2 separate regions of the Homo sapiens genome follow, and region 2 is linked to region 1. A link is an interaction called in ENCODE POLR2A ChIA-PET data of the cell type or tissue named here. Cell type or tissue: A673. All regions are shown on one strand. Links, peaks and the distances in the headings refer to the core of each region. The heading gives the core; the rest is flanking DNA. Region 1 holds the start of CDSN (corneodesmosin). Region 2 overlaps LINC00243 (long intergenic non-protein coding RNA 243).

What was found. ChIA-PET counts read pairs that join two places held together with the same protein. Peaks named below come from ENCODE experiments on the same cell type or tissue, not always from the same donor. Only the 100,000 strongest peaks of a DNase experiment are listed, where the experiment ranks them.
Region 2: POLR2A ChIA-PET joins it to region 1 with 11 read pairs; 3 of 35 experiments call an interaction of 5 or more read pairs at or near these places.

What each region holds. Positions count from the first base shown.
Region 1 is chr6:31,118,255-31,126,512 of GRCh38, reverse strand. It overlaps PSORS1C1 (psoriasis susceptibility 1 candidate 1), which reads right to left. Exons shown (of 6, transcript NM_014068.3): 2 at 674-837. It overlaps CDSN (corneodesmosin), which reads left to right and starts at 6,067. Exons shown (of 2, transcript NM_001264.5): 1 at 6,067-6,178. The coding sequence starts at 6,094. RefSeq lists enhancers at 1-521, 522-1,122. In A673, for the core only: no CTCF peak of the experiment used is centred there; a DNase peak (open chromatin) is centred at 292.
Region 2 is chr6:30,809,669-30,818,059 of GRCh38, reverse strand. It overlaps LINC00243 (long intergenic non-protein coding RNA 243), which reads left to right. Exons shown (of 2, transcript NR_130726.1): 2 at 3,288-5,194. Among named protein-coding and RNA genes, the nearest start is that of LINC00243, 17 kb to the left of the region's middle. RefSeq lists an enhancer at 3,474-3,768. In A673, for the core only: no CTCF peak of the experiment used is centred there; a DNase peak (open chromatin) is centred at 3,609.

The DNA of each region.
Region 1 (8,258 bases), core at 1-8,000:
AGGAAGGAAAGGTAGAGCCGAGCACCGCCCACACCAGGAATAATCTCAGGAAGAGGATGGTGTGGACAGGCCCCAGGACAGGGCTTCTCAGCTAGGGGCAACTCGTTATGCTGCAGTGGGGGCACCTAACAGAACCCCCTAGGGTTTTTTTAAAGTATACAGCACGGTCCTGCCCACCACTGGCATCAGATGAATGCCATGTCCAGGGGAAACCCCAGTACGTCCTCATCACAGCCATGTGAACACTGCTGTTTGTTCATAAAAATGTGTTGCATCCCTAGGGGGAAATAAAAGGAGCTAATCCAATAGAGAGAAGAGTGGCTCAGGGGAGACAGTCACCCGTGAGGAATGAGGGCAGGACACACAGGCCCAGGCCGAGATTGCACAGGGTGTTGCATGAGTGGCTGTGTCAGAGCCAAGTGCACATGCCCACTGCCACCTCCGCCAAGGCCATCAGTGAATCCCTCCAGCACCTACAGGGGCTTTGCACATAAGAGCTGTGCTTGCAGGGGGTGGGGGGTGGGCACAGGGCAGGAAACCAGAGAGGAGGGCACCATGTCCCTGAGTAAGGTAGAAAGGGGAAGCACAGCCTGGACACATTCTTCCATTCTTTTATTTCAAAATATCACCAAGTGCCTGCCACAGCTATGTGCTGGGAACTCAGTGAACGCACCTGTGCTTTGCCCACTGGCATGGAGCCCACGGTCCGGGGGTGATGGTTTCTGTTGCATTTCAAAGCCACTGGGGCGCTGCATAGATGGCTGGCTGCAGAGTCTATTTGAGACGAAGGCAAGAAGTCAGGGCTCACGGACTGTAGATTCCACCCTTGATCGTCTACTACAGGAAAGAAGCCACAGAAGTGAGGGGGTATTCCCAACAGGAAGGCAGAGAAGGAGAGATTAAAACTGAGTCAAGAAGTGTAGCCAGTCCCATAGGAGCACCTGGGCTGAGGAGGGTCAGTCTTCGCAGAGATGTTCGGAACACCTGATTGGGGATGTGCCCTCTCCTTCTATGTTCTTGGTCACCAGAGGAACCAGGTGAAGAGTGTGGATGACTCAGTCCACCCCTCCCCGCACAGGAAAAACAACTCAGAGGACATCCCCTACTGGGAGTGGGCCAGGAGCGCTGGCTTCCACGCCAAGGAGAGGAGGGTGTTGTTGTGGCTGCAGAGGTGAGTCCACAGGGAAGCGTGGGTGTCATGGAGAAAGAGAGAGGAGAGGAAACGGCCTCTCGCTGGAGCCAAGCAGAGAGGAACAAAGGAGGGGAGGAGCCCACAGGCCCTGGAGCCCCAGAGCAGCTCTGGGTGGCCCCTTTCCTTCTCTCCTCAGCACAAAATAAGCTGCTTTTCCAGGCTTTTTCTCTTCCTCGTGCTCACTCCATTTTCCTTCTTCCAAGCCTAAGCCCTGGTCTACCAAGGACCCCTATGTGAAACACTTGTGCTAGAACTTCTGTCCTGACTCTCAGGCCCCCAGAGGAGGAAAGCTGTGGAGGAGGGACCTCATGAGCCAGTAACCTTCACTTAAGAATTCTTCACTTTTTTTTTTTGAGACGGAGTCTCACTCTGTCACCCAGGCTGGAGTGCAGTGGCATGAAATCGGCTCACTGCAGCCTCCGCCTCGCCGGTTCAAATGATTCTCCTGCCTCAGCCTCCTGAGTAGCTGGGATTACAGGTGCCTGCCCCCGCACCCGGCTAATTTTTGTATTTTTAGTAGAGATGGTTTTGCCATGTTGGCCAGGCTGGTTTCAAATTCCTGAGCTCAAGTGATCCACCTGCCTTGGCCTCCCAGAGTGCTGGGATTACAGGCGTGAGCCACCATACCTGGCCAGCTTTGACAGCAGAAATCTTCTCTCTAGAAATATTCATATACATAAGGAATTTTGCACACATCCTTACAGGGTTTAGGGAGCCTCTTAAGCCTGTCCATGAACCTCTGCCATTCATTTATAGCATGGTGTCAGCTGCAGAGTAATAGGATCTATGTGGGCCTGGAAGTCCAACAGGCCTGGGTTTGAATCTTTTTCAAACATTTTTGCTTGTTAGCAGCTGGTTTGGACAAATAATTTCAACTTAGTTTTCTCATCTGTGAAACAGGGGGAAAAAGCACTTACCCTGTAGGGCTGTTGTGAAGATTGAACAAGACAACTCATGTTAAATACCCAGGCACCGTGTCCGCCTGCAGCAGGCAGTCAGTACATGGTGGATCTCGTGCCCCAAGCCTCCTCTTTATGGAGTCCCTCAACTTGCCCCAGCTGGCCTCGGATTCCTCCCACCTCCACCTCCTGGGTAGCTGGGACTATAGCACGCCATGCTTCAGCCCCCTTTGTGATCATTCAAAGCCGTTTGGTTCCCTGCACCCTCTCACATTTACTGCAATTCCTATAGAATCCAAATTCTTTTAACCTGGTGTTGTAGGTCATCTACAATCCTGATCCAAGCAGCCTGTCCCTTCTCCCACACCACTGTCCTCCACATGCATGTCCCACACCAACCCACGCCATCCGCTGGTTCTAAATACACCTGAAGCACCACAAGGCCCCACGTCTGGCTGCCTGCTCTGTGCTTCTCTCATCATTCCTCAAGGCCCGGGGAAAGTCCTGCCACCTCCCTGAAGCCAAGTGCCTACCCGCTTCTCCACTCTAGGCTGCTGTCTTACGCTGTGTGTCCCCAGCTGGATGGCAGCTCCTCAGGGCAAGGAACAATTTCTCTTCTTTCTCAGTGCAACTTCCAAAACACAGCAGAGGAGCGTGCACTGGGGGCCAAGGCTGGCACAGCAAACACAGCAGCACAGGGCTGCTGGAGGGGTGGAGGGGACCAGAGGGGACAGTGACCTGCCTGCTTCATGATACATGGCTGGGAGCCCCACCTTTTGCCTATGGAAGGCATGTGCTTTGAGCTTGATTTTCTCGGGTGTAGAGTGTCTACGCCACCCACACTTTCTCACCCGGTCCAATGCACGGGCACGGGCAGGGGCAGGGCCAGAATCTGTTGCTGTAGAACACAGCAGAGCTGCCTGCACTACTGTGGACGTCACCAAACTGGCAGCTTCACTGAAGGTGACCCTGGCCTGTGTGGGCACTCAGCTGATGCCCTTTTCTTCCCTCCTAAGCCCCATTAGCTTTAGGTCTCCACCACCTGCACTGAGAGAAAGATTAATGGTGAGCACCAGAGTAAAATCTAGCACAGAAGGCAGGGTTTCAGTAAAAAACCAAAAGCACGGCGGATTAGAGCTCAAGGGCCCACAGGTGGGCAGGACAGTAGAGGAACTGGGCAGCCCAGGGTGGCAGGATGGGGTGGACAGGAGTGGACAGGAGAGAGTAGCCAGGAGGAGGGACGTGGCTGCACCGCCAGTCCACGTGGGCGGCTGGAGACCTGGCAGGAGGCCAGGAGAGACTGTGCCTCCTCCAGCCTGGCTGTCTTGGCCAAGTTCTGACGGCAGCCAGGAGGAATGTGACAAAGAAAACAAGACAAACTTTGCTACCTCTGGCTGGTCAGGGGAAGTTTGTGTTGGAAAAGAAGAAGCCACAGATTCCACTGTTCCGCTGCCTTCTCCCCTCACACCCTGGGACGGCCCAGCACCTTCTAGTCCACTCCTCCCTGCCCTCTGCCACTCCCCTCATTACCCCAGTGCCCCCTCCCTCCTTGCCCAGGTCCTCCAGGGAGCCAAGCCTGAGAGTCTAGGGAGGCCCACAGGAGGAAATGATGTTCGGAAAGAGCAGCATCACTTTATTTTTTGAGACGGAGTTTCCCTTTTGTCACCCAGGCTGGAGTGCAATGGTGCAATCTTGGCTCACTGCAACCTCTGCCTCCAGGGTTCAAGTGATTCTCCTGCCTCAGCCTCCCGAGTAGCAGGGATTACAGGCGCCCACCACCACGCCTGGCTAATTTTTTTTGTATTTTTGGTAGAGACGGGGTTTCGCCATGTTGGCCAGGCTGATCTCGAACTCCTGGCCTCAAGTGATCCGCCCGCATCGGCCTCCCATAGTGCTGGGATTACAAGCGTGAGCCACCGTGCCCAGCCGAGCAGCATCACTTTAAATGGTATCTCTGTCTCACATTTGTGCCTGCACCTCTATACAAGGCAGGAAGGGAGCAGAAGACACTCTGCTAGCATTGGCTGGGCTGGAGACTCAGGAAAGGGAGCCTGGGGCTGTGGGGGTGAAGCTGGCCTATTTGTCTCCCCCAGTGGAAGGATGAAGACAGGAGCACCTGCAGGGCTCCATTTGCTGGGCTTCCTACTGGGGGACTGCACCCCTTGTCCCATTTAACCTTTTTGATAATTTCCCATTTGATGTTCACAAAAACCTTGTGAAATAAGTGTTATTTAAAATACCCCCATTTCACAGATGAGGAGATGGAAGTTCAGAAAGGTTTGAAGAGCCGCCCAAAGCCAAGAGGTTAGCTGGGACTTGAACCCACGTCATCTTCATTCTGAAGCCAGTGTTTTTTGTTTGTTTGTTTTTCCCAAGGCATTAGCCCCCTTCAGGGGACCCTGTCCTATCCCTTCCTCTCTCCACAGCTCCCTCAGCCCCTCTTTCCTCCCACTCCCATTCTGAGTGTCACTAGCAAGTCAAGAGCAAGACTAGATGGCAGCCACTAGCTGCACGTGGCCAACCACATCATTACAATTAATTAAAATTAAAGCTCCAAATCTTTGGTGGTTAAACTTGCTCCATGTGGCCAGTGGCTACCGTATCGGACAGCACAGACAGGAAACATTTCCATCCTCCTGCTGGTCTGAACTTAAAGGGCGGTCAGGAGGTAGAGGGAATGGGAGAGACCAGGCCAAGGGGCCCAGGGACAGAGCTGCCTTTGTGAGGAGATGAGGTTTGGGAAGTGAGTTTGGGTGAGGGGAGCAGGGGTGTCTGAGGCCTGGGGGAGGAGAGGGCAGCTTGCTGGACTCCCAGGCACCTCCCTCCGATACTGATACTCCCGCAATACTAGTGAGCAATTAATTGGCTGGGGCGGGGCAGGGGCCAGAGCAGGAGGGAGGCCAACGCAATGGAGGAGAAGCCACCACCCTCTCAGCAGATGGCAGGGCTCCGGTTCTCCTGGCCTCCTTTCATCCTTTGAGGACCCGGGAGCCTGCCTGGCCCTCCTCGACCTGCCCAGAGCTGGCTGCTGCTTCCTGCTCGCTCATCCAGCCCAGGGCCAGCAGATGGGCTATGGGGCCACCACCTTCCCAATTAGCCTTCTTAGCCTCTTGCTCACCCTTGAGGTCTGGGTTACCAGCCATGGGGAGGGGCTGTGAGTGCCCTGTGAGTAACCAAGGCCCAGCTTTGACAGAGGTCATCAGCCCAGGCCCCTCCCCTGGCTGAGCCCTGGCTCCCAGCACCCCCCCACCCCCGCCACCATGCCGTCCCCAGAGGCCCCCAGAAGCGACAGGTCAGGGAGTTGGTTTTGGGAATGTGGTGCCCCATTTCTGAGAAGGAGAAAGTTCCCCAGGTGATGGAACACGTAATAGGTATGTGGCTGGCCTGGTACTTGGGGAGTGGTGGGAGGGGGAGCCTGGGGGATGGGGGCAGAACTCATATTTGAAGGAGGAAAGTGGAGGTGGAGTGATGGGGTCCTAAGGAAGGAGCAGATCAGGGGCTGTGAATGGGACCTCATTGGGGTTGGGTGGGTGGGGCTGGAGCGGGCACCCAAGTGTGGAAGAAAAAGCTGAAACACCCACGACTGCGAGTGGAGGGCAGATGGAGAGACAGGCCAAGCTACGGTAGGCAGGAGAGTTAAGGAGCCAGGCAGCTGGGTCCCGTGGCAAGAGTGGCCGCCCCAGAGTGGGTGGCCGTGGGGCAGAGCGCCTGGTTCCGGGTTAGGCAATGAGGAGCCGGGGCCAGGCCTGTCAGGTGGCAGGATCGTTAGAGCCCCGTGGCCATGGGTACCCCACACTGCAGCCACTGCTGCTGCTGAGTAGGCAGATGCACCGGGCTGATTACCACGCTCCTCCCGGCCACACCAACTTCCCCTGGGGCACCCACCCCCTCCACCTCTCCTCCTCTCCCCACAGTGACTCCTGCCCAGGGAATGTCCAGCTCTGGCATAAAGGACCCGGGTGTCCTTGAGCTGCCATCAGTCAGGAGGCCGTGCAGTCCGAGATGGGCTCGTCTCGGGCACCCTGGATGGGGCGTGTGGGTGGGCACGGGATGATGGCACTGCTGCTGGCTGGTCTCCTCCTGCCAGGTAGGAGGCTGGGGGCCCTGGGAACAGGAGGGAGGCGGGAGGGAGACTCCGGGAGAGGACCCAGCGAAGGGGACAGGCAGGGGCTCTGGAATCTGCCTTTTGAGTCTGGGGGTTGCTCCTCACTGTATGGTCGCCTCAGGTAAGTTTCTTAAACTTCCTGAGCCCCAGTTTCTGAAACTCTGAAGTGGGGTTAATGACACCTAACTCTAGTCTGTGTGTCTCAAATTAAATAATGTATGTGATATGTACTTTGGAAATTCTAGAGGTTTATATAAATGGTGGTGGTGATTTTTATTATGGGAGCACTACAAGATAATGATTGGACATTTAATAGTAATAATATCATTTTTAGAGCCTTTTTATATGCTAGACTCTGTTTTAAGCACATTTGGATTATATATTAGAACTTTTATTTTTATTTTTTTTTGTGAGATGGAGTCCCACTCTGTCTCCAAGGCTGGAGTGCAGTGGCGTAATCTCGGCTCACTGCAACTTCCACCTCTCAGGTTCAAGCGACTCTCATGCCTCAGCCTCTAGAGTAGCTGGGACTACAGGTGCCCATCACCACACCTGGCTAATTTTCTTTTTTTTGTATTTTTAGTAGAAACAGGGTTTCACCATTTTGGTCAAGCTGGTCTTGAACTCCTGACTCAAGTGATCCGCTCGCCTCAGCCTCCCAAGGTGCTGGGATTACAGGCATGAGCCACCACACCCGGCCTATATTAGCACTTTTGATCATTACAAGAACGGTATGAAAGGAGATTTGCTATTTCCACTCTACAGATGAGGACACTGAGGCTCAGAGAAGTTAGGAAAGTAGCTCAAGATCATGCATTAGAAGGCAGCAAAGCCAAGATTTCAACCCCAGGCCGGGCAACCCCTGGACCTGTGTTGTTGACCACCGGGTACTTATAGCCCTTGAGGAATTTCTGCGACCTTCCCATGGTCTAGTGGGTGGTTGGTGTCTGAGGGAATAGCGAAAGAGAGAGGCAATGCATGGTGGATTCGTGCAGAGGACTGAAGGGAATTGGCACAGCTGGGGTTCGGCGTGGAGGTGCATGCAGAGAATTTCTTTCTGAGGAGAGAACAGGGACATCACAGAGGATGGCAGTCTGGTTGTTGGTGGAGGGATCAGGATGAGTGGCAGTAATAATTCATAATATATAATGCTTTACACTTTCTAAAACATCTGGCCGCACATGATAGCTTGTGCCTGTAATCCCAACATTTCAGGAGGCCAAGGCAGGTGAATCGCCTGAGGTTAGGAGTTCAAGACCAGCCTGGCCAAGATGGTGAAACCCCCTCTCTACTAAAAATACAAAAAATTAGCTGGGTGTGGTGGCGGGCACCTGTGGTCCCAGCTACTTGGGAGGCTGAGGCAGGAGAATCGCTTGCACCAAGGAGGCAGAGGTTACAGTGAGCTGAGACCGTGTTATTGCACTTTAGCCTGGGCAACAAGAAACTCCATCTCACAAAAAAAAAAAAAAAAAAGAAGAAGAAGAAAAAACTTCCAGGTGGATGATCTCATTTAGTTTTCTTCATAGTAATGCTGTGGGAAGGCAGGGAAAATTTGGCCCCTCTGAATGTATAAACTAAAGCTCAGAGAGGTTCAGTAACTTGCTAGTATGTGGCTCTGTTTGTAACACGTGGGACCTGGAGGGGCTAGGGAAGGCAGAAGGAACGCAGGTGAAAGAGTCATGGAGGAACCACGGGGTAAGTTGGGCCTGGGGTTTTGAGCAAAGGAAAGGAAAGATAAGGAAAGATGTGGCTCCACATCCCTGAGGGAAGTCAAGGCAGCAGAAGTCAGATGAGGGGCTGGACAGAGGCAGGTGTGCTCAGAGAGGGAAGCTGATTGTGGCCAGGAGCCTCGGAGGTTCGTGGGGTTTCGTCCTGGTTCCCTGGGCTGGGCCAGCGAGAGCAGGGCTGGCTCAGGGTGCGGTGTCCTGACACACTGGTACCAGCAGGTTCTGAAGCAACAGGTAGTGACCCCACATCCTGGCCCCCACCCAGCTTTACTGGCATGGCCAGTGCTGAGATAGGAAATAGGGTTTCCATTCCTGACCCCAGCCTGGGCTCTCAC
Region 2 (8,391 bases), core at 318-8,317, 310 kb after region 1:
GCCAAAATCACTGCCCCATTAACTTTTCCTAGGCCCCAGTTCAGACCCAAACTCTTTTTAGACTTCCCTTTTCTACCATCATGGGCAGCACGGGTGTTGTGGCTCCGAGACCCCTCTTCTATCCAGCTCCCTGAAAAGAACAATGCCCACTAAAGGCTTGCTGGGAGTTGATCCATCACTTCTGGTTTGGTAGAATGTTTCCCTAAGGATCTCTTGAGCCCAGGAATTCAAGACCAGCCTGAGAAACATGGAAAAAACGCATCTCCACAAGAAATGCAAAAATGAATGGGGTGTGGTGGTGTGCGCCTGTAGTCCCTAAGGGCTGTCAGAACTTAGGAGGCTAAGACAGGAGGATTGCTTGAGCCCAGGAAGTCGAGGCTGCAGTGAGCCATGATCACACCACTGTACTCCAGCCTGGGCAACAGAGCAAGACCCTGTCTCAAAGAAAAAGTTTCCCTAATGTTGCCCACATGGGTAACTCCCTCCCACCTATCCCAGTTGTAATTAAGTGAGAACACTCTAGTCCTTGTTCTTAAATGAAGGAAGTGAAAATTTGTGAGGACAAGAATGTTCTGGGCCTGGTGACCTCCCGAAGTGAGCTTGGCAGCAAATCTTCCCATTTGCCTTGGGAAAGCCCTAAAAAAACCAGAGTATGGGATACTGATAGTGGTTATAATTGCTAACGAGGTTAGGGTTTTAACACATGACGCATGCTAAGTAGTCAAAATTCCCCATTTTACAGAAAGAGAAACTGAAGTTCAAAGATGCTATGTGCAATCCCCCTACATGGAGACACAGTCTGAGTCTAGTTTCTCAAGGCCTTGGCAGGGCCTGAGGGAGTGGGTAACATGGGTATGGCTTGTATACATTTATGAATTTTGTATCTGGGAAGCAATATGGAGAAATAGCCTGTAAGGAAGGAAAAGATTAGACACTATTTACTGCAGCTCCAAACAAAACTACACAGAGGCCAGGAGCAGTGGCTGATGCCTGTAATCCCAGCATTTTGGGAGGCCAAGGTGGGTGAATCACCTGAAGTCAGGAGTTTGAGACCAGCCTGGCGAACATGGTGAAACCCTGTCTCCACTAAAAGTACAAAAATTAGCCGGGTGTGGTGGCACACGCCTGTAATCCTACCTACTCAGGAGGCTGAGGCAGGAGAATCACTTGAACCTGGGAGGCAGAGGTTGCAGTGAGCTTGAGAGGTGACAGCCTGCTAGCAGTCCTCACAGCTCTCACTCGCTCTGGGCGCCTCCTCTGCCTGGGCTCCCACTTTGGCGGCATTTGAGGAGCCCTTCAGCCCACCGCTGCACTATGGGAGCCCCTTTCTGGGCTGGCCAAGGCCAGAGCCGGCTCCCTCAGCTTGCAGGGAGGTGTGGAGGGAGAGGCGCGAGCGGAACCGGGGCTGCGTGCAGTGCTTGCGGGCCAGCTGGAGTTCCGGGTGGGCGTGGGCTTGGCGGGCCCCGCACTCGGAGCAGCCGGCCGGCCCTGCCAGCCCCAGGCAGTGAGGGGCTTAGCACCCGGGCCAGCGGCTGCGGAGGGTGTACTAGGTCCCCCAGCAGTGCCGGCCCACCGGCGGTGCGCTCGATTTCTCGCCAGGCCTTAGCTGCCTTCGCACGGGGCAGGGCTCGGGACCTGCAGCCCGCCATGCCTGAGCCTCCCACCCCCTCCGTGGGCTCCTGTGCGGCCCAAGCCTCCCCGACGAGCGCCGCCCCCTGCTCCAGGGCCCCCAGTCCCATCGACCGCCCAAGGGCTAAGGAGTGTGAGCGCATGGCCCAGGACTGGCAGGCAGCTCCACCTGCAGCCCCGGTGCTGGATCCACTGGGTGAAGCCAGCTGGGCTCCTGAGTCTGGTGGGGACGTGGAGAGTCTTTATGTCTAGCTCAGGGATTGTAAATACACCAATCGGCACTCTGTATCTAGCTCAAGGTTTGTAAACACACCAATCAGCACCCTGTGTCTAGCTCAGGGTTTGTGAGTGCCCCAATTGACACTCTACCTAGCTGCTCTAGTGGGCCCTTGGAGAACCTTTATGTCTAGCTCAGGGATTGTAAATACACCAATCGGCACTCTGTATCTAACTCAAGGTTTGTAAACACGCCAATCAGCACCCTGTGTCTAGCTCAGGGTTTGTGAGTGCACCAATCGACACTCTGTATCTAGCTGCTCTGGTGGGGCCTTGGAGAACCTTTACATTTAGCTCAGGGATTGTAAATACACCAATCGGCACTCTGTATCTAACTCAAGGTTTGTAAACACGCCAATCAGCACCCTGTGTCTAGCTCAGGGTTTGTGAGTGCACCAATCGACACTCTGTATCTAGCTGCTCTGGTGGGGCCTTGGAGAACCCGTGTGTCCATACTCTGTATCTAACTAATCTGATGGGGACGTGGAGAACCTTTGTATGTAGCTCAGGGATTGTAAACGCACCAATCAGCACCCTGTCAAAACAGGCCACTCGGCTCTACCAATCAGCAGGATGTGGGTGTGGCCAGATAAGAGAATAAAAGCAGGCTGCCCCAGCCAACAGTGGCAACTTGCTCCGGTCCCCTTCCACAGTGTGTAAGCTTTGTTCTTTTGCTCTTTGCAATAAATCTTGCTACTGCTCAGTCTTTGAGTCTACATTGCTTTTGTGAGCTGTAACACTCACTGCAAAGGTCTGCAGCTTCATTCCTGAAGCCAGTAAGACCACAAACCCACCAGAAGGAAGAAACTCCGAACACATCTGAACATCAGAAAGAACAAACTCCAGACATGCCACCTTAAGAGCTATAACACTCACCGTGAGGGTCCGTGGCTTCATTCTTGAAGTCAGTGAGACCAAGAACCCACCAATTCCGGACACAAGCTAAGATCACACCACACTGCATCCCAGCCTGGCAACAGAGCGAGACTGTCTCAAAAAAAAAAAAAGGCCGGGTGCCGTGGCTCACCTTTGTAATTCCAGCACTTTGAGAGGCTGAGGAGGGTGGATCACCTGAGGTCAGGAGTTCAAGACCAGCCTAGCCAACATTGTGAAACCCCGTCTCCACTAAAAATACAAAAAAATTAGCCAGATGTGGTGGGCGCCTGTAATCTCAGCTACTCAGGAGGCTGAGGCAGGAGAATCGCTTGAACCTGGAGCAGGGCTGGATGGGGGGTAGAGGTTGTAGTGAGCTGAGGTCAGGCCACCACACACAAGCCTGGGCAATAAGAGTGAAATGCCATCTCAATAAATATTGTGTTTGGTTCTTGAGTAACAAAAACTCAATACAATGGCCTAACTTCATAGGTGTTTATTTTTCCCAGTTATGAAGAAGACTTGAGCAGGCAGTCCAGAGCTGATACAGCTGCTCCAATCACCAGAGATGCAATCTCCTGCTAGATGTCTTCACATCTACCTTTCTATGTCACATGTGCAAGATGGTTGCTCTGCCTTCAGACATCACATTTACATTCCAGGCAGAAAGGAGAAGGAAAGAGCAAAAGATGTGTTCCGAACAAATCCATCTTAAAAACAAACAAGGGGAGGGGTAGCAGGAGAAAATTTAAAAAGAAGAAGAAGAAAAACAAAAACAGGAAAGCCGTTGTTTCCCTAAAAGCCCCATCAAGCCGACTTCTACCGGTGACTCATTACCCAGTCATGTGGCCACCCCTGGATTCAAGGCAGTCTGAGGAGGTGAGTGTTTCAAAGAGGCACATGGATGCCACAGACAAAATCAAGTTTCCATGGTTGAAGGAGAAGAGGACGATAGAGTTTGGGGAGGCAGCAGGCTACGTCTGCCACAGAAGATATAAAGATATGGAGCCACACGAGAAGATGGGGGAGGCTGCCAAAAAAGTCCACTGGGTACAGGTGAGGAGCAGGTGACATTGGAGTTGCTCCATCTGAGGAGCCCGCACCTGCAATGGCTTGTGCTCCTGCTCCTGTGGGTATAGGCACAAGGCTGATGCCGAGAGAGTGAGTTGTTTCTGTTGGGGTTCAGAACACAATACCCCAAAGTATGGCGATGAGTACTTAACTAAAGGACATTGGAAGGCCTCAGAAGCAGCCTCAGATCCAAGGTCCCTCTGACCTGCTCCTGCCCTCCTGTCTCTCTCGTCCCTCGTTCTCCCCTGAAGTGAGTCATAGAAACCAGAATCCTCTTCCCCACGGTAGGTCCTAGAAACTAGAACCCTTTTTCCCCGAAGCAAAAGCCATAAAAACTGGAATTATTACTCTAAACTCTCCTTGACTTTTTGTCCAGAAGATGGCCATAAAGAAATTCTCAGCTAGGTGTGGTGGCTCGTATCTGTAATCCCAGCACTTTGAGAGGCCAAGGTGGGAGGATCACTTGAGGCCAGGAGTTTGAGATCGGCCTGGGCAACATAGTAAGACCCCCATCTCTACAAAACTTTTTTTTTTAAACTTACCTAAGCGTGGTGGTACACCTGTAGTCTCAGCTACTTAGGAGGCTGAGGTGGGAGGGACCCTGCTCTGGCTGTGACTGCTTTATCACAGGGAGTGCCTATCTGTGGGCTGCTTTCTACACATTAAAGCATTTTCAGAAAGGGCCAACATCAGCCTTGGAAAAAAGGAGGAAGAGCCACGGAGAGTCTCCCTTTATCTTCCCCTTATGTGATGTGAGAGTGCACATGACTGTGTGCACATACACACACACACACACACCACACACACACACCCCACAGGCACACAGGGTCAAGAACATGCTGGGCAGAGCTTAAGCCACTGAATGTTTCAGTAGGAATCATGATATCTAAAAATAGGACAGCTGATAAGGGGGTTCTTACTACTCACAGTTCCTGGAATTATATGCAATTGCATCTTGGAAACTCAACAAATAAACAGTTAGTATGGAATTAAGGAATTAAGTTTGGTGAAGTTCAAAGAAGCTGATGTTACTCACAAGAGTAAATAGAGAGGAAACCGGGCGTGGTGGCTTCACGCCTGTAATTCTAGCACTTTGGGAGGCCAAGACGAGCAGATCACTTGAGGTAGAGAGTTTGAGACCAGCCTGGCCAACATGATGAAACCCTGTTCTCTACTAAAAATACAAAAATTAGCTGGGTGTGGTGGCAGGCACCTGCAATCCCAGCTACATGGGAGGCTGAGGCAGGAGAATCGCTTGAACCCAGGAGACAGGGGTTGCAGTGAGCCAAGATCACACCACTGCACTCCAGCCTGGGCGACAGAGCAAGACTCCCTCTCAGGAAAGAAAAAAAAAAAAAAAGTAAATAGAGAGGAAAGCACAGGCCAGGGTAAAGAGCTCCATGTAGGGCTGGGCGCGGTGGCTCACGCCTGCGGTCCCAGCACTTTGGGAGGCCGAGGCGGGCGGATCACAAGGTCATGAGATCGAGACCATCCTAGCTAACATGGTGAAACCCCGTCTCTACTAAAAATACAAAAATTAGCCGGGGGTGGTGGGCGCCTGTAGTCCCAGCTACTCGGGAGGCTGAGGCAGGAGAATGGTGTGAATCCAGGAGGTGGAGCTTGCAGTGAGCCGAGATCACACCACTGCACTCCAACTTGGGCAACAGAGTAAGACTCCACCTCAAAAAAAAAAAAAAAAAGAGCTCCATGTATGATTCGTGTATAATGCTGCGGGCATTTGGAGTGCAGCCAACAGCCCCCTTGCAGAGACCCAGTGTTCATTGTCCCTTCCTTCTTCTAGCAGAACCCCAATTTTATTTTGTTTAGCAAAGTTCTATGCTTTAAATTTTTTTTTGCCTCAAACTGCCATGCAGGTAGGAGTGGTGGTGTGGCATAGGGCTGGCCAATGAGATGTTAGCCTAAGTCATGTAAAGGGGACTTTCAGAAAAGTTCTTTTCTAGGACTGACTCAACTGGCATGGGCCCCCTTTGCCTTTTACTCTCCCACTTCCTCCAGCCTGAAACAAAACCATGATGGTCTGAACTCCAGCCATCAACTGGAGAGCACTTAATCACTTTTTCAGTAAATACATGCCAGGCCCTGTTTTCAGTTCTAGGAACTTACCATAAAGAAAACAGATAAAAATCTCTGGCTTCAAGGAGCTTACAGTCTAGTGAGAGGAAACAAATTATAAGCAAACAAATATATAGTATTTCAGAATATGGTAAGTGTTAAGGAAAATAAATTAAGAAATGAGATTCTTATTATCTTTAGGGACACTCTCACTCCATCTCCTTCTGTTGCCCACACTAGAGTGCAGTGGTGCGATCATAGCTCACTGTAACCTCAAACACCTGGGCTCAAGTGATCCTCCTGCCACAGCCTCCTGAGTAGCTGGGACTACAGGTGTATACCACTACATCTGGCTAATTTTTTTTTTATTTTTTATTTTTGTAGAGACGGAGTCTTGCTACATTCCCCAGGCTGGTCTCAAGCTCCTGGCCTCAAGTGATCTTCCTATCCTAACCTCACAAGGGGCTGGGATTATAGGTGTGAGCCACCACACCACCCAGAAATGAGATTCTTTTTATTTTTGTTTGTTTGTTTGTTTGTTTTGAGACAGAGTCTCACTCTGTCACCCAGGCTGGAGTGCAGGGGCACATTCTCGGCTCACTGCAGCCTCCACCTCCAGGTTCAAGTGATTTTCGTGCCTCAGCCTCCCAAGTAGCTGGAGTTACAGGAATATGCCACTACACCCAGCTATTTTTTTTTTTTTTTTTTTTTTTAGTAGAGACAGGATTTCACTATGTTGGCCGGGCTAGTCTCAAACTCCTGACCTCAAGTGATCTGCCAGCCTTGGCTTCCCAAAGTGTAGGGATTATAGGCGTGAGCCACTGCACCCCGCCCAGAAATGAGATTCCTGATGCTCGATCAAGTCAGGGTGGTGGCTCAGAAGGCTGGATGGACCTGGGGGTTGTAAAGGTAGCCAGGGTTTGTTTTAATCAGGTGTGGCAAGACGTGCAGACACAGGAATCACTTTCATGGAGGAAGACATTTACTCACAGTTCCCTAGAAACATGCATGAGGCATGGCATGGCGTGCAGGGGTGCCCCATGGGGAAGCACCTGAGTCAGTCAGGAGGCAGTGGGAGTGAAAGGAAAATGTGGGCAAGAGCCTTTATTGTGGTTTCACAGGCAGGAGTGTGCAGGCAGGTAAGCAAGTTCAGGCTCGGCTAGTTTGAATAATTTCAGCAGCCTCTGGGGCATAGGGGCTGTCCCTAGCTCTCTAGTACTGGTCCTGGGCTGACTAGGGGAATTGCAGCTAGGAGTGGCAGAGCCTGATGAAGGTGGTGGTTGGGAGGATGGGGTCTAGCTTGGTTGATCTACATATGACAGGCGAGTTCTTTGCTTCTAGGAATTAGCTCAACCTGGGAGAGGCAGTCACTCCAGGGTCAGCAAGACCCCACGATGTGGAAGTATCAGAATATAGAAACTAGAAAACATGGTTAATTACACTAGGTTCTTGCCAATATTGCTATGCTATTAGGATCCCTGCTCTCACCTCTAGATTTATTCTAAATGCAGAAAAATTAAACTCTCAATTTTTTATGCCACTGTTTTTCAGGTTTCTATTACTGGTTAGGTGAATGCCAGGCCTGTACTGATAATGATCCTAAAGAAGACTCCTCTTTCATACGGCCTAGTAACCGATTCTCAGATCTTATCCATATAAATAGGCTGTTAGTCAAACAAGAAAAATAGCAAGATAAGTAACAGATCCTTCACAGAGTAACTACTCTCATCTATGTGCGTGCACACACACACAAACACACACACTAGTGCGAAAATAAAATGATTTTTCACAGACTTTTTCTGAAGATTGAAGATTTCAAAACAGTCTGAAAAAAAGTTTCAAAAGTGGTCCTGAAGTTAGCTTTACATCAATGCATTAAATATTAACTTTTTTTTTTTTTTGAGATGGAGTCTCACTCCGTCACCCAGGCTGGAGTGCAGTGATGCCATCTCGGCTCACTGCAACTCCTGTCTCCCGGGTTCAAGTGATTCTGCTGCCTCAGCCTCCCAAGTAGCTAGGATTACAGGCATGCACCACCATGCCTGGCTAATATTTTTGTATTTTTAGTAGAGATGGTGTTTCACCATGTTGGCCAGGCTGGTCTCGAACTCCTGACCTCAAGTGATCCACCCGCTTTGGCCTCCCAAAGTGCTGGGATTACAGGCGTGAGCCACTGTGCCCGGCCTAAATATTAACCTTATATGAACAAAAAGAGAAACGAGGATATATGGAGAGAGTAAAAGAGAAGTGAGGCACGGTGAGAAATTGGGAAGGGAGACCTGAGCCTTTGTCTATAGCGAAGGTTGAAAATTCAGCCACCTGCAGGGGCAAAGCAGAAAATGCAAATGAGGTAGCAGGCTTGGGATAAGAAAGACCTGGCTCTTGTTCTCTGTTTTCCCTTTTTTCAGTAAAGATATAGGTAGAAACTAAAATTTGTCTGCTAGAGGAAAAAATAACTACTCAAGCTAA